2 separate regions of the Homo sapiens genome follow, and region 2 is linked to region 1. The links are chromatin loops, found by intact Hi-C in ENCODE. Cell type or tissue: heart right ventricle. All regions are shown on one strand. Links, peaks and the distances in the headings refer to the core of each region. The heading gives the core; the rest is flanking DNA. Region 1 overlaps SLC16A12 (solute carrier family 16 member 12). Region 2 has its middle 21 kb from the start of SLC16A12.

Evidence for each region. Hi-C counts contacts between places; a loop is a spot of excess contacts. Peaks named below come from ENCODE experiments on the same cell type or tissue, not always from the same donor. Only the 100,000 strongest peaks of a DNase experiment are listed, where the experiment ranks them.
Region 2: it touches region 1 in a loop (2.6-fold over the local background); 27 of 110 quality-filtered maps call a loop at or near these places.

Annotation. Positions count from the first base shown.
Region 1 is chr10:89,474,725-89,483,844 of GRCh38, forward strand. All of the region lies in intron 2 of SLC16A12 (solute carrier family 16 member 12), which reads right to left. Among named protein-coding and RNA genes, the nearest start is that of SLC16A12-AS1, 23 kb to the left of the region's middle. RefSeq lists an enhancer at 1,643-2,143. In heart right ventricle, for the core only: no CTCF peak of the experiment used is centred there; a DNase peak (open chromatin) is centred at 5,528; H3K27ac peaks cover 2,500 bases.
Region 2 is chr10:89,551,964-89,561,083 of GRCh38, forward strand. It overlaps a transcript of SLC16A12 not described here. Among named protein-coding and RNA genes, the nearest start is that of SLC16A12, 21 kb to the left of the region's middle. RefSeq lists an enhancer at 6,906-7,430. In heart right ventricle, for the core only: CTCF peaks have their summits at 3,897 and 4,096; no DNase peak of the experiment used is centred there.

The DNA of each region.
Region 1 (9,120 bases), core at 3,979-6,478:
AGTAACAATGATTATTACTATTTAGGGGCACTGAATCCACCAGGCTCTGAATTCACTGCTACATATATGTTATTCCATGTTATCTTCATCTTGACCCTGTGACGTAGGTATTATAATCTCCATTTTACAGACAAAGTAAGGAATGCTCTATCCAAGATTCTACCTCAGGTCTGATTTCAAAGCTTGTGCTCTTATTCACCGCAAACCATTGCCTCTCCCTGGCCTTTAAGCTGCGTCTTGGTAGAAGCCATAACTGTCATGTTGGATGTTGTGTCCCCAGCAACTAAACAGTGCCTGACATGTGTTTGCTAAATGTTGTTGCTAAATGTAAGCCTCTTGTGGATATTCAGAAAACGATAGATTGGCTCCCTATCACTTCACATTTTATTACTCCCTCTTAACAAGAATTAAATGTCTGCCTCTACCCCACCCCAGTTAACATCCTGGCCTATGGCTAGGAAACAGAGAGGAAACCATGTGTATTAAAGGGTAATTTTCCAAGTATGAGAGAATTCCAACATTTTTTTCTGCACAGCCTTTACAGCAGTGTAGCAAAGGGTTCCAGCTGGTAGCCTTACAGACTTCTATCCTAGGGGCAAACTCGAGTTCCAAAGGGACTGAACGTGGGAGGGAAGTTAAGAAACCCCTCTCTCTCTGCTTAGGCTTGCACAGTCTCTGGCCCAAGCACCCAATTGTTTTCATCCACTTAGAGCCTCTGGATCCTGGAGATGCCTTCAACTGGAAATTGATTTATTTATTTTTATTGTTTACTGACATTACACATGTGCCATGAGACAATACATATATAATGTTCTAGGTGAAGAGAGACTAAGACTGCTTTTTTTGATGTGCTTATTTTTCCTTTCTGCTTCTCTCTGCTTAGTCCTCAAACAAATCCTGGTAACGGGAGTAAATAATTACTGACTTCAACCAGAAATTTTTGGATGTTTGTCAGAGACCTTTGGGCACTAAACTGAAACACTGACCTTTGCTAAAGAAACTGCCAAAGCCTCTACATTGTGTGTGATGCTTTGAGGACAGGAACACTTTACATAAGACTTAGAATAAACAGCAGAGTGATTTATATGGTATTTGGTCTACAGAAAGGAAGAAAAAGGTACAACTCGTGATTCACATACGAGGCAGACAGTAGAAAGCAAAATTCTTTCCCACCCTTTCAGTTCCTAATCCACAGAGCCACCGATTCTAGGCAACATCAGAAAAATGCTTACTTCTGAGTGGTTGAATGTGCAATTCATAACCAGAAGCTTGCCCCCAACTACATTTTCTGCAGTAATAGGGTTCTGGTATAACATTGGGTGTAGTGTCTGGCATAAAGTCGGTGCTCAATACTTGTGTAGTTCCATGAATAAATTTTTGTGTCTAACTCAGTGCCTTGTATAACTCTTTTATTCTAATTTTGTACTCTGTTACAGAGTATGGCATCATTAAGTCAGATTATATCGGAGGCATCTTGGCTGTAAAGGAGAACCTGGGAGTTTGAGATGCATTTCACAGAGTCTTTTTGTTCGTCATCAGAGAGCCTATTATTGAGAACAGTGCTGCTCTCCATACCACGATATTTCCTTCACTCTGTAATCGCTGCCATCCGCCATGCTGTTGAAATGGGAGGGGCAATGAGTCCATTATTTCAGTCAGCTAGAAATTAACCCCTCATGTCATGGAGTACTACGGAGAACTGGTGTTTGTAGGAGTGCAGGCAGAAGAACATAGTTCTGCACTCAGAGTGTGAGATCCCTAAGAGGAGGGACCCTGGAGGCTCCCACTCCCCACTATCTCCAGTGCCTAGGATCATGCCTGGGAGAGAACAGGGACTCAATAAGCAGTTACTGAACAAACTTCCCAGTTCTCTGGTTCAGGATAATTTCTCAAATTACATGGGGAAATGGTACACGGAGCTTGAAGAATGGTAACAAGAAACCCTTTCTTTGATCTTTTTATCCACCATAACCAGCCTTCCCAGCACTGGGGTCATAGAACCCTAACTGACTACATCTCTCTGGGCACATACCTAGGCCCTGACCCCAGACCAGGCCAAAGGTGGAAACAGAAATTCACTGGCAGATTTGCCCCTTCTTTCTGCTTTTGCAAAGTGGGCCGCAGGAGGGCTCACCTACAGGGCCTGGCACTCGGCCCACAGTCTGCCCCACATCACGCTGGCCATCACATTCCACAGGCCTGTAGAGATGTTTATTTTTGTGTTCTGTAGACTCTGCTCACTGCTTGAGCCACAGCAGGTCACACAAAGGACAAGGTGTTGCCAAGGCTGAGAATGTGGTGTACTATTTTTTTGTAAGACGGGGGCTTGAATTTCTGCTGTGAAATGAGTTAGAAATGATTTTACAAAAATTCCTTCAAGATACGGATGGTCGTTTTTGTTCCTATCCTGATAGAAATAGATATTGTTAAACCAGTTCATTCCACCTCCCTCTAGTTTGGAACCGAAGAAAGTTTGATGAACTTTTAACAAAGTCCTTGGAAGTAATTCCCAGATTCTTTGCATGTGAGTACAGTCTGTACATTTAAAAACATGTCCAGCCCAGGCGCAGTGGCTCACGCCTGTAATCCCAGCACTTTGGGAGGCCGAGGTGGGCGGATCACTTGAGGTCAAGAGTTCAAGACCAGCCTGACCAACATGGAGGAACCCCATCTCTACTAAAAATACAAAATTAGCTGGGCGTGGTGGTGCATGTCTGTAATCCCAGCTACTCGGGAGGCTGAGGCAGGAGAATCACTTGAACCCAGGAGGAGGAGGTTGCGTTGAGCCGAGATTGTGCCATTGCACTTGAGCCTGGGCAACAAGAGCAAAACTCTGTCTCAAAAAAAAAAAAAAAAAAAAAAAAAGATGTCCTTAGCCAAACACAGCAATAGTTATATTCTTAATATAAGCCATAAGCCATTTGTTAGTTAAGAATCTGTATAAAGACAATAAGTAAAATAAATTTGATGAATTTTCAAATAAATTTTCTTATGAATCACTAAGGCACTTACACATTTGAAGAATCATGTAACTGTGTAAGATATTCTGTCCACCAACAATATTATATGTACATATGGATTTACAGTCTCTGTACTAAGTCTATTGTTCCCTCCCAGTTCTGAGACCGGCCCCTGCCCTGCCCCCGCCCCCACCCCCACCCCGATGAAGTCCCTCTGTTTATTAAGAGTAGGACTTGTGCCTTGGAGAACATGAGTTCTTTCTGGTTTACTGGGTATATTATTTAAGGAACTGGGAAGGGAAGACTTCAATAAAGACATTGTTTATAAAGGTATAAGCAGTGTTAATAATATCTAACAACACTATATCATGATAGTGTTGGAGAATAACAGTTACATCAAGTAGAACTTAATAAAGGAAGTGGAGTGCCTTGGGTCTAGTAACAGTGGGAAACTATTACCACCTCTAGACTTAAGGGGGCAGAGGGAGAGAGCAGTTACTAGAATCTTGGAGAGTTGACGTAGAAAGTCCCTGTTGAAGGGAAGCAGTCAGTCCACAGGATCTGACAGTGAAAGAACCAAGGAGGTAAACACATCAGCCACACCTACTCCTGCATTCCAAGTCTCAGAGGTAATTGAACCCAATGGGAGCCCAACTGATGCAGTCCATAAATGTTTTCAGCCTCCCAGGTCAGAGAACAGGGTGGAAGTGGGATGGACAGTGAACCTGCAGGGGGAAACAAAAACTGTGTTGCATACCAGTGTGATCCGTAAGCTTGCCTTGCAGCATTCTAGGGCTATGGTAAAAAGGTGAAGTCAAGTCCTGAGCTCACGCTGGGCTTTGCCTTTAAACTAGATCAAGTTGCTGATGTTTACCAACTCAAATCTTTTAGTGTATTTCAAAGATGAAACTCATCTGTGAAACCAACTTCCTCTTTCACTGCTCAGACTTAAGCATTCCCTTAGTTTCAGCCACCTATCACCTTTATTTAAATGGACAACTATAAAATCTGCATCTCTGCTTCCGATCTTTCTCCCAAGTTACAGACTCAAATTTCCAATAGTCTGCAGGGTACCTCAAACTCTCATGTCCAAAAACACTGGCTATTCACTCCTGGAAACACTGTTTTCTTAATGCTCTCATTGTTTCCAACTAGAAATGCTAAAAGCTTTGAGTCATTTTGACTCTATCCCAACTCTCATTACAAGTGAATCCAACTCTTATCACTTATTTTTTGTAATCCCTTTCACATCTGCCCTCCCATCTTAATTTTCCATTGCCTTGTTCCTGAACTGAGCCTGAGCCCGTCCTAGCCTGGCTTGTTCAGCCCTGACTCTACCTCTTACTTATGGACTGACCTTATTTAGACTTCTCTGCCACTTACTAATAGTGAACTGTCACTTAGTGTCTCAGTGCCTCATTCCTTATCTGCAGGATAGCCGCATGTTTAGTACCTACAGCTGGGGACAAAGACCTCCTTTTCCATGATCCTGTGGGGTGGAGACTCCAGTAGATTTAACACTCCTGGCTCTTCTCCTTCTCCTCACTTTTCGCTGTAAGAGGGGTTGCTTATCTGTTTCCTTGGGAGAAATCATTGCCTACACTCACCTCACACTCTTTCTCTTTTTTTTTTTCATGTGGGATCTGCCTATTTGTAGAGAAGCTTATCTTCCTCAGCAATTCTGTGCTATAAGTAAAATAGGGGAAGATGCCCTTGCAAGGAGGCCTGTGGTTGTTTAAGAGCTGACAGTGACTACAACTTGGCTCCTTTTCATGAGCAAAGTATTGCAACCCTACTTGGCTAGTTGTCCTAAGCCTCGTGCCTTAACTATCAGTATTATTAGCCTTTAGGGTGGCATTTTGATCTTCATCTGTTTAATTCCTGTTTCTACCTCTAAATTGGCTTAGAACTTAGGGAAAATATGAATGTTTTGTATTGGTCCTTTCAAATCCCAACTCCTACCCCACGGAGTTGTTGAGAAAATGAAATGAGGTAACCCATATTATATCACAAAGCATAGGTCCTGTCCACAGTAAGCATTCAAATAAATGTTAGCTATTACTACTATTGTTATTATAGACTGCCTCCATGAGCCTTACATAAGGGATAAAAAACTTAAAATTTCAATATCCTGTGATTATTATGATTTATATATCACGATAGTGTTGGAGAATAATAGTTATATCAAGTAGAACTTCATAAACTGCAAAAGAAGCTCTATCACCATTCTCTATCCAAAGACTTTACATAGAGGCATTTACATGTCTCCTGAGGCTGGGTGTGAAAAATGTTCTGAAAGATAATTTATCTGAGAAGGAGGCTTATAAGAGGCCCTTTAGGTCATGATGCAGCTGTAAATAGTAACACAACATGGCTCAGAAAAAGATCTTTAAAAATAAAAAAGAAACCCACATTCCTCTGACAGGACACCCCTCTCTCAATAATTCCAGGGTTTTTTTGCCATCCCACTCCACCCTCAGTTATACTACTACTCTTTGAGGCCATTAAAACTGCTGCAAATATGAATACCACATTACATTTTGAAGCACATGGAACAGTGCCCTTGGCATGAGGTCAGACATATCTGGCTTGGAAACTCTACTCTGATAATTACTAGCTCTGTGATTTTGACATGCAACTTAGCTTTCTGAATCTGTCCTGCTGTGTACATTGCAGTGAATATTTCCTTTTAAAGGGGGCTTTAATGAGGGTTAAATGGCAAAATACATGTAAAAGCATCTGATACCTATTAAATATTCACATATTAACAAATACTAATTTCTTTCTATATAATACCAGCAAATACATTTTTCATCTTCATTGATTTCTTTCAATAATTTTCCAAACTAAAAAGTAAGAGACTGTTCACTACAGTAGCTATACAGGAGCATATAGTAGGTACAAAAAAATGCTTAACTAAGTTATTACATATACCAGTTACTAGATCAAATAGTAACATGATTAGAAAATTAGTAAATATATAGCTTAATCATCACTAAAAGTACACACATATTTCTTTTCTTGGAGTATCAAAAGGAAAACAGACCCAGTGTCTTCATCTTTCCAAGTCAATTTTCCCTTATGCTATGCAGACAACACAAAAGAGTTAAATGGAGTGAGGAAGACTGGCAAAATGAAAATAAGAGGGAGAACTATAAATCCAAGAAATGCCATGTTTCTTGAACATTTAAACTAATTTTCACTTCTTTGCAGTATTTAGTTGATTCTTTATTTTGAACTTCCACCGAAATTCTTTACAGACAAATATCTGTATACTAAATATCTGTGTCTACGTTCTTTCCTTTTTAATGATTTTTCCTAAGTTGTACACAAATGCTATGTCCAATCCCTGAACTATTAAAAGCCTCTATAAATGACAGCTCTGAGGACTGTATCAGCACACAAAAATGCCCATCTATGTTGGGATATTAACTCTAAATCAGAACACAAAATGTATGTGCTATGAGTACAACTGTAGAAATACATATGCATAAGGACAAAATAAGAAATGAATGCACCAAAATAGAAAATAGCTGTGTGAGGAAACTGAGATAATGAATGAGCTCTTCCTGTATTTTCTGAATTTCCTGGAATACTCATGCTCTTTTTATACAAAGTAATAAAACCACTTGTACATAGTGGCAACTAAGTGTGTACATTTTTTTTTCCATTTAACATCAGTTCACATCCGCTTGTCTATATACTTGGCGTAGTTGACATTTGTCTATATATATATGTTTAGGTTTGCTCTCTTTATTTAAACTTATTGAGATTTTATCATTCCACTAATACCTGAGAGTTTTGCTTTTGGGACTACTCTCATACACAGATTAAAAGTTTCCCCCTCACTTTTTATCTGCCCAAGAAGCCAAAAACAAGAATCTATTGATGGATAGATAAACTGTATGACTATTTTTTTAAGGTTGGCTACTATCTAATTGACACTGTTTTTTTTTTCTTGTGTGTGTGTGTGTGTGTGTGAGAGAGAGAGAGAGTGTGTGTGTGTGTGTGTGTGTGTGTAAAACAAAAAAAAATGTATTCCAGCATGGTTTTTCACTATAACTTTCAAAAATTGTTTTCCTTTTACAAAGTGATGCAACATTTGATGACTAAATAACATGGAATGAAAAAGTCCACTTTAGGACAACTGCACTACACAGAATGAGAATGCAATGTTCTTTCTCATGGCATTTCAGGCTCGCATGAGGAAATCATTCTCTTTTTCTTTCATAAACTTCTTGAGAGAATGCTGACAATGATAAAATTGTCTTCACCGGAAGCTAGGAGAAAAACAAGTTAATATTTTCAGGATAAAAATAAGTAAAGGCATGAGTTACGCTGAATAGTTTTAGAATCTTTGAATGAAATAGCCCAAACAGAGAAAATAAATTTTTTGAATTTCGAAAAATAATTAATCATCTAAAAGATTGAAAAGTACAATTTAGTCTGTACTTAATGATTTGTGTCTTAAATCCATACTCCTCACTTAGAATAGAGTGTCAAATAGTACAAATTCAGTTTACTTTGGATTATCATTTCTCAAGAATACACCAAAAAAAAAAAAAAAAGAAGAAGAAAAGAAAAAAAGGCTAAAGTATAGCTACAGACTATGGTACAAAGTTAACATATATTCTTAGAAGCATTCCAAAGGCCAGTGTAGTCAATGTATTTTTACAATGTACTCTACACTAACAAGTTTGAGGTCATGGGTTTTAGATCCATCAATAATAAATTTTAATCACAGTGTGGCAGAAAACAGTATCATGGTCAATGTATAACCAAGGATGAGAAGTCATAGTTAAGAGTCTAATAGATGCCGGGTGTGATGGCTCACGCCTATAATCCCAGCACTTGGGGAGGCTGAGGTGGGCAAATTGCTTGAACCAAGGAGTTTGAGAACAGCCTGGGCAACATAGCAAGACCCTGTCTCTACAAAAAATACAAAAAAAAATTCCCAGGCACAGTGGCGTGGGCCTGTAGTCCCAGCTACTAGGGAAGCTGAGGTGGGAGGATCCTTGAGCCTGTGAGGTAGAGGTTGCAATGAGACAAGATCACACTACTGAACTACAGCCTGGGTGACAAGAGTGAGACCCTGTCTAAAAAAAAAAAAAAATGTCTAATAGAATAGACCAAGAAAAAAGAAGAAAAAACCCACAAAATTTAGCAGAGTGAAATCATGTTGTGTAGAAGGAAACACATCAATATGCCTTCTTAATCCAGAGCTTCCTAGTTGCTTAGCCGGGCTCCAGGTGTGACATGAATCTGTATTAGTCTACTCCAGCTGCTATAACAAAATACCAGACACTGGATGGCTAAAACGGAAATTTACTTTCTCAGTTCTGGAAGCTAGAAGTCCACGATTAAGGTGTCAGCAAATTCAGTTTCTGGGGACAGCTCCCTTCCTGGCTTGAAGATGGCCACCTTTTTTTTTGCAATGTGCTCACGTGGCCTTTCTTGAGTGCATGTGCATGTGCTGGAGGAGAGGGGGTGTGAGTTCTCTGGCATCTCTTCTAAGGACACTAGTCCTATCATGGCCTACCCTTATGGGCCTCCTTCAACCTTAATTACTTCCTTTGAGGGCCCATCTCCAGATACATCACATTGAGGGTTAGGGCTTCAACATATGAATTTGGTGGGAACACAAACATTGAGTCCATAACAGGACCCTCAGCTCATGAGGCAGCTGGGCAGATCTTCTGGTGGCCATACCCCAGAGTCGCCAGGGCCAGTAACAGCATCATGGTTTACTCCAATGTGGTTTAGAAAGATGATGATTTTTGAGGTCTGCCTCCCCAAGAGAGGTTGGGAAGCACTGCCTTATCAAATTGAATACATCACTGCCCTGCCAACCATTATAATAATAAATTGCAATAACCCTCTAAAATGAAGAAAATTGTCTGGGTACAGTGGCACATGCCTGTAGTTCCACCTACTTAATAGGCTAAGGCAGGAGGATAGCTTAAGTCCATGACTTTGAGGCTGTAGTGCATTATAATCGTGCCTGTGAACAGCCACTGCACTCCAGCCTTGGCAACATAGTGAGACGCTGCCTCTAAAAAAAAAAAAAAACAAAAAAAAAAAAACGGAAGAAGAAAATCCTGATAACAATTAATGCTTACATAGCATTCACTGTGTATTATGCCTGTTCTTAGTGCTTTTT
Region 2 (9,120 bases), core at 2,383-4,882, 76 kb after region 1:
CTCGCCCTGTCGTCCAGGCTGGAGCGCAGTGGTGTGATCTCAGCTCACTGCAACCTCCACTTCCCAGGTTCAAGTGATTCTCCTGCCTCAGCCTCCTGAGTAGCTAGGACTACAGGTGCGTGCCACTACACCTGGCTAATTTTTGTATTTTTAGTAGAGACAGGGTTTCACCATATTGGCCGGGCTGGTCTTGAACTCCTGACCTTTTGATCTTCCCACCTTGGCCTCCCAAAGTCCTGGGATTACAGGCGTGAGCCACTCACGCCTGGCCAAAGAGAGATGTATTAATGTTGATTTGTAAGTACAAAGATATCACAAGAAACAGAAAACAGATTATAAAGCATGTGTTATTAATACTTATTATAGTTATATTAAAGCTTAAATAAATCCCATGTAATCTCATTTAAAAATTATAGGCTTCTGGCCAAGAACATTATGACAATCTATTTTGGAGTTAGGCATCATCTGGAGAGAATCTAGGGTGGTAGCACTGAATTAGATTTGGCTGCTTGCTGACTATGGCACAACAGCACATTGCATTTCTCCATGAATTGAGGTGGACGTGTGAGAGGGGGAAACGTATGGTACTAGGAGGGGTGTGAGTGATTGTGGATGATGAGAATTAGCTCTAAGGTCCCTTCCAATTGCTTCTGGCTCTTCAATTCCAGCTAAGCCAATTCAACTCAACTAAACAGTTATTGAGAGCCTTCTGAGTGCCAGGAAGTAAGTTGGGAGTATGATAATGAACAAAATGGATAATCGGCCCTGCCCTAACAGAATCTGGAGAGAGTAAGTGAGATGCGAACTAAGACTTAGCAAAACCAGATGGTGACATCCGCACTTGGCTTTCCTCTCGGAGTGTCAGTTTTACACCGGAATTAGCCACGTGTAATGAACAATCAAAGAAATGGTACTTTCTTAAATGCTACCAAAATGTTTTTATTCCCAAGTTCCAAAAAATGACCATTGAAATGCATTGGACTCAGAATTTGAAGCCCCAGCTGAATTCTCTTGAATGTACCTCCGTCCCTCTGTCCACTTTGGGAGGCTGAGGTGGGTGGATCACAAGGTCAGGAGTTTGAGACCAGCCTGGCCAATAGGGTGAAACCCCGTCTCTACTCCTTCACCACACCCGCATGCCTATTATGTTTTCTGTGATATTGAATCATTTTTTCTTAATTTAATAGTAAAATCCGTATGCATATCTTTTATTAGATTTGGGAAATAACAGAATGTCTGACTTGCTCAGAATTTCTTGTGGTGTTACCCTGCAGCTGTTTTCCAGTAGACTGTTGTGTTTATAGTTACTTATTCACCTTTGATAGCACCATCTTGTAATCCATTACAGTCAGAGTGGTACATTTTTTGTCTTCTCATTAGCCCCTCTCTGACAATCAACATTTTGCACATTAGGTACTACACTCTTTGTTCATATAAATCACAGGCTATTAAATCATCTCAGCACAAATATTGCCAACTAGCATGACTCATTTCAATACTAAATTGTTTAAAGTTGACAGTAGTTGTCTTAATAGTTCGCAGGCATTTTCTCCACATTTTGTAGCTACTTGATGACTCAATGAAAAGAATGCAGACTTTGTGACAATATTGGACAAGTTGTTAGCTGCTCTGAGTCATTACCTTATCTGTAAAATTAGGCGATTGCATTAGGTTAGGGAGTGAACTGCTCAACAATGGGACAAATTTAATTCTCAGATCAGCTTGGATTGGCCCTCACAGCACTTTGAAAATTATCACAAATTGGCCAGGTGCGGTGGCTCACGCCTGTAATCTCAGCACTTTGGGTGGACCAGGAGGTCAGGAGTTCAAGACCAGCCTGGCCAACACAGTGAAACCCTGTCTCTACTAAAAATACAAAACAATTAGCCAGGCGTGGTGGCAGGTGCCTGTAATCGCAGCTACTTGGGAGGCTGAGGCAGAGAATAGCTTGAACCCGGGAGGCAGAAGTTGCAGTGAGTCAAGATCATGCCACTGCACTCCAGCCTGGGCAACAGAGCGAGACTCCATCTCAAAAAGAAAGAAAGAAAGAGAGAAAGAAAGAGAGAAAGGAAGAAAGAAAGAAAGAAAGAAAGAAAGAAAGAAAGAAAGAAAGAAAGAAAGAAAGAAAGAAAGAAAGAAGGAAGGAAGGAAGGAAGGAAGGAAGGAAGGAAGGAAGGAAGGAAAGAAAGAAAGAAAATGGGAAAGTTCTCAAAAAACTCCAGATTTCTGGCTTCTCTTGAAAAATCAACACCTGACTTCCCTAGAAAAATCTGGCCTCAGAGAGTGCCTGCCTCAGTTGCACATTCTTCTCACATTCACAAATGAGAAGCCAGGAAGGCATAACTAACCCACCTCAATTCCCTTCTGATAGCACCTGAAGACCCTGCTTCTGGTGAAATCTACCAGGAGATTTAAAGGAACCAGATCTAGAGAGGGAAGCTCTTTTAATGGCCGAGAAAACCTTTTGAGGAAACAGGACAGGAGACCTCATCTACATCATCACTTTAGTTGTTGATCATGTTATTATCTTGTGTTGTTTAATATTTATCACAATTTGGGTTGAACAGGTTTGTTTTTTAAAATATTTGAGGTTGTGGGGAGATGGAGGACAAAGTGTTTGCTTTGCCACCTCTGAATCCACCTTTCCCAGAGCTGCTCTTTCTGTTTGTTGACTTTTAGATGACATATGTATGTGTGTGTTGTGGGGAAACGGTCTTACTTTTGGTTGTTAGAGAGAGAGAAAGAAGAAAACTGTAGCCTGAGCTGATGAGATGGGAGCAACCTTTACATTGGATACCTGCTCTTTGCTCAACAGCAGGCCCCAGCTGGCCTACTTTACTTATTTATGTTAGCTATCTGGCCCCTCTAGCCCTCTAGCCATCTGAATTTCCACTAGATAATGTCTAAGTCCCCTTTCATCTTCATAAAGCTAAACATTTCTAAGATAATATTCCAAGGGTGTTGAGGCTCCGCAAGCAGGTATTTTCCTACCCCTGTCCTGGCAGAATATCCCCCAGTAGAAACACTGGTTGTCCATACCTAACCCTTGTCTGTCTTCCTCACTTAAATTTCTAGCACCCAGATAAGCCCCTAGCACCTAGAAAGCATCCAGTAAATATTTGTAGAATGAAGTCTTCAGGATTAGCAATTACCTTTGGAAAGGGCCCATCGTGATTAACAAAGCAAATTAGTATTTAAGAGGACACAATATCTTCTTTTTTTTTTCAAGATAGTGGATCTTGCTATATTGCTGAGGCTGAACTCAAATTCTTGGGCTCAAGCAATCCTCCTGCTACTCAACCTGTTGAGTAGCAGGCACTACAGGCACGCAGGCACAGTTACCTACAATATAATTTTGTCTTATGTTACCCAATAGACAGGGATAATGAGCTTAAATTGCATTGGTTTAAATGTTTTGTTGTTTAAACTTTCTATTAACACGTGCTGGGTACAAACACAGTTAGGCTTTTGGGTTTCATGTTTATTTCTACAGAAAGGATAATATATATATGTGTATATATACGTATATATACGTATATACGTATATATATGTATATATGTGTATATATACGTATGTATGTATATACGTATATATACATATACGTATATGTATATGTATATATGTATATATACACATATATACATATATATACAGATATGTATATATACACATATATACATATATATACAGATATGTATATATACACATATATACGTATATACACACATATATACATATATATATATATATATATATTCCATGCAGTAGGGAAGAAGAAAGAGTAAGACTGAGCCTGCTTTCCTAAGACTACATTTAAATAATGCACTTCCAGAAAAATCAAGTTTCTGAATTGAACCAGTGTGAGGACAGGTGGGAGAACACTACTCCCTTGTGTTTACTATTGGAACTTACATTACCTCTGCATGCTGATGATCTGTGATGCGGTCACGGCTTACAGCGCACCCTGCACTCTGGTATGGGCTAGTGAGGCAACAACGAGCAAAACAGGCAGGGCTCCTGCAATCTCAGGAGATAAAACAGCCATCAGTTAAATTATCAAACACAGAATTTCAAGCTGCAGTAACTTGGAGGAAAAAATTTAGTGCTTTGAAAATTATTCAGCTTTATCTCTGGCCTCCCAAGATGGTCAGCATCACATAGATCAATGTATTGACAGCTTTCTACCCAGGCACTGTGCTAAGCACTTTTTATGCTTCCTCGCTTTCAATTCATGCTCTCAAAAGCTATGGGTGGGTACTCCATTGATAAATAATTTGCAGAAGATCACACAGCTAGTAGGTGAGGGAACTGTGTGACTCAACCACTCCTGACCACTTTACTAACTGAAACAAAAAGGGGGGAAGAAAACGACTGCAATATTATTATACATATCTCTATCTCTATCTATCAATCTATCTCTCTATCTCTCTGTCTGTTTGTCTATCTAGGTTATCCACGGTTCCTAGCTCATGACTCCCATAGCCCTTGTTACAATGTTAGGGTGCTTTAGGCTTCAGAAGCAGGCCTCAGAAAACAGAATTTCTTTTTTTCTCTCTTACCTTTTCTGCCCTCCTTTCACCTATTTCTTTCTCTCCCCAAGGCAGGAACTTTTTCCTGGTTTCTGGAGCTGGTTTCTGACCTACCTTGTCTGATCATAGGTCAGAACACCTCCATTTCAGAAGGGTTCCTGCCCCATACCATGGAGGAAGGCATGGTGCACAGAGAGACCAAGAAGAATCTGAACAGACAGTCCCTGCTGGGTTACCCCACTCAGTCTGTTAGTATTAGATCATACCCTTTGTCCAATCGCATTTTAACAGGTTGTCCATTTTCAGTCATGCCTATCCAATGAGGTCTCCATAAAGACCCAAGAGGACAGGGTTTGGAGAGCTTCCAGGGAGCTGAACAAATAGAAGTTCCTGACTGGTGGTTTATCAAGGCTGCCTCTCTTCTCCCATACCTTGCCTTATGCATCTCTTCATCTGAATCCTTCATATCCTTTATACTAAACCTGCAAATGTAAGTAAGTCTTTTCCTGCATTTTGTGAGCCACTCTAGCAAATTAACTTAACTCAACGAGAGGTTTCATAGAAACCCCAACTTGAAGCTGATTGGTCAGAAGTTCTGGAGGCTGGAACTTTCAACTGGTGGGAGGAGGGGATGGTCTTGGGGATTGAGCCCTCAATCTGTGGGATCTGATGTTATCTCCAGGTGGATACTGTCAGAACTGAATTGGAAGATACCCAGCTGATGTCCACTGCAGAAATGATTGCTTCTTGGTGTGTGGGAAGAAACTCACACATATTTGGTCACAGACGTCTTCTGTGATGATGTTGTGAGTGAGAGAATAGAAAAAAAGGCTGAGGTGGGTTTTCCCAAAAATAACAACCTACAATACTATAGCAGTGTTTCTTAAATATGAGGAATGTGTGAATAAAAAATAAAGAATTTATTTTAGATTTCGCTATCATCACCTCCTACGGTCAACTTAAATTATTTTGATCATAATGCTTGCTGCTTAAGCATGTATAAGAAGGTTAGGTATGAACTCTGAATGTTTTTAGCTCTTACAACAGCAACAAAAAGATAGAAGTTAAATATGAATAGAACTATCATTCAACAAAATGTTTCATAATAAATTCAAATTAACAGCAATGACGTGATATACTCATTTAAAAATAAGTCTATATGAGTTGCCCACTGTATGTTAGGCCCTGTTCCCATCAAGAGTATGCAATGGCAGAGACAGACAACAAGTAAATAAGGAGTGAAATACACTATGTGTCAGTTGGAGATAAGTGCTATGGGGAAACACAGCAGGGACTGGGAGAGGGACAAGGCAGTGTGATTAAGAGTGTGGTCCGGGGCCGGGCGCAGTGGCTCACCTCTGTAACCCCAGCGCTTCGGGAGGCCAAGGCAGGCAGATTACCTGAGGCCAGGAGTTCGAGACCAGCCTGGAAAACATGGTGAAACCCCATCTCTACTAAAAATACAAAAATTAGCTGGGTGTGGTGGCACATGCCTGTAGTCCCATCTACTCGGGAGGCTGAGGCAGGAGACTCGCTTGAACTAGGGAGGTGGAGGTTGCAGTGAGCTGAGATCATACCACTGCACTCCAGCCTGGGTGACAGGGCGTGACTCCACCTCAAAAAAAAAAAAAAAAAGAATGTAGTCCACGGCCAGGCACAGTGGCTCATGCCTGTAATCCCAGCACTTTGGGAGGCTGAGGCAAGCGGATCACTTGAGGTCAGGAGTTTGAAACCAGTCTGGCCAACATGGTGAAACCTCATCTCTACGAAAAATCCAAAAATTAGCTGGGCATGGTGGCAGGCGCCTGTAATCCCAGCTACTCAGGAGGCTGGGCAGGAGAATCGCTTGAATTTTGGAGGCAGAGGTTGCAGTGAGCTGAGATTGTGCCACTGCACTCCAGCCTGGGCGACAGAGCGAGACTCTGTCTCAAAAAAAAAAAAAAAATAGTGTGTGGTCCGGGTCGTGGCATTCACGCAGCAACCTGAAGGAGGCAGGGGAGTGTGGCTGTGGTCATCTGGAGGGAAAGCACGGAAAAGGAGAAAGGGGCAAAATGAAGGCACCCTGAGTTTGGAGTGTGCTTGGTATACTTGAGGAAACACAAGGAGGCTGATGCGACTGGAACAGATGAACTAGGGCAGAAGTTCAAATTCTACTCAAAAAAAGAAGTGGAATTAGAGCAAGGGCAACAGCTAACCCAGATAATGATGTCTGCTGAAACTATCTCTTGGGGTCGTCTCCTACAGCTGCCCAAGGCAATGTTACTCCCTATTACACCGCTCAGTTGCGGTGTCCTTTATCTCGTGTGGTGAAAATTAGCGACGTGGACACACGTGGAGTGGATTAAGGGGTAGAAAGTTTAATAGGCAAGAAAGGAGAGAATAGCTCCCCGTACAGAGGGAGGAGGGCTCTGAACCGAAAACCCGCGTGCAGAGGAAAGCAGTGGTTTATATTGGGAGGCTGGAGGAGGTGGTGTCTAATTAGCATAGGGCACAGGGGATTGGTTTAACCACGTGTGTCATTCAGGTAGCCCCCCCAAAAAAACTGGCCCTCCCACCCTAGCCTTTTATTATGCAAATGCGGCTACCTGGCTGGTCGCCATGACACCTGTACACGTGGCAACAAAGAAAAAGTAGCAGGAACCGCCATATTGGCTGGACCTGACTCTTAACCATCTGCATTTGCATATCAATACTTGCAGGTCTGGTTTTTCAGGCTGCTTTCTGTTAGATAATAAATATTTGGGGGACCGCTTTTTTATTAAACGAAAAAGACTTACTGAGGACTCTTTTACCCTCTCTAGCTGCCTAAAATAATTTCTTAATAACTCCTGTAATACCTACATATAGAACCTTTTACAGTTCTCCAAATAGATTGTGTTCTTCACCCTTCCACGCCATCTCTGTCTACCTAAGCGGACTCCTTTTATACTTCAAGTCAAGCTTAATTATGGCCTTCTCTGGAAAACTGCCCCCCATCCTGATTAGACAAGCATGCCCTCGTAGCACCTTGTCACCCTATGCACAACCCTATCCTAGTGTCTATTGCATTGCATTGTAGCTGGTGCTTTACTTCTCTACCTTGCCCACCAGACAGCAAGCCTCTTGAGGACAAGAAAGCTTTTTCTTTCTGTCTCGGTATCCATAGTACTTAAATACTTATATAGACACAACAGATAATTAGGAAATGTTTACTGAATGAATAAATAGCATTGGCAATCACTCATAAAAACGCCAAGTCAGATTTTAGTACCCCCTTAGCATACTTGCACATGATACCTACTAGCAATCCTGAAGGGTCACTAGATGCCAGGCAATGCACTGAATTAGGCGGTTGTTGGTTACTATTCATTATCTTCCAACAACCCTACAAATTAGATGTTATTATTCCCATCTTTAAATGTAAGAAAAATAAAATTGGGCAGGTTAAATAGCATATGTCACCACCTAGACCCAGGATTTTAATTTAGTCTCTCTAAATCCCAAACTACACCAAGCTGTAAGTCAGAAAAATGTAAATGAGGAACAGCTTATGGTACACTTAAAAAAATTATTTGATAAAAATCTGTTAGAGATTTACAGAAAACTTTTCACACTGTATTTACATTGCTTGACTTCATTATGGATTTTCAAGGAAGAATGATTGAAGGCCAACTCAATCATTCAGCCACAGTGAAGAGTTTGGCATAATTTGAAACAAAGGAATACATATGGGAAGCATCTAGAACTGAGTGAAATGGTGGCAAAGAAGACATGGACCTATACAAATATTACTAATTGGGAAAACACTTATAAACCACTGTAGGGTTTCTACATTGTTGAATGCTATCCCAATTTTTTAATACATGACATAGAACAATATTTACATACATGTACACTGAAAATAGATCCAAAGGGTATAAAACAAAATGTTTTGGTTATTTCTGAGTTATATAATTTTTTTTTCTGTGCTTGTCCACATTTACTAAAATCTCCACAATTAAAAAAAAAAAAATCCATGATGAGCTGGGAGTCGTGGCGCACACCTGTGGTCCCAGCTACTTGAGAGGCTGAGGAAAGATGATCACTTTGGCCCGGGAATTTGAGGCCAGCCTGGGCAATATAGCGAGACCCCATCTTTAAAAATTAAAAAAGTAAAAAAATAAAAAGTTTGTAATAAAACTTATAACAAGAAAATGAACCTAGTTAAAAAATAAAAAGAAGATCTGAATAGACACTTCACCAAAAATGATATACAGATAGCAAATAAGGCATTGAAAAGACGCTTGATATCACATGTTGTTAGGGAATTGCATATTAAAACAATGAGATACCACTACATACCTATTAGAATGGCTAAAATCCAAAACTCTAACAGCATCAAATACTGACAAATGTGAAGTAATAGCTCTCATTCATTGCAAAGTGCAAAATCGTACAGCCACTTTGGAAGATAGCTTGTCAGTTTCTTACAAAACTAAACATACTCTTACCATATAATCCAGCAGTTGCACCCCCTGGTATTTACTCAAATTAATCAAAAATTTATGTCCACACAAAATCCTGCACATGGATGTTTATAGCAACTTTACTCATAATTGCCCAAACCTGGAA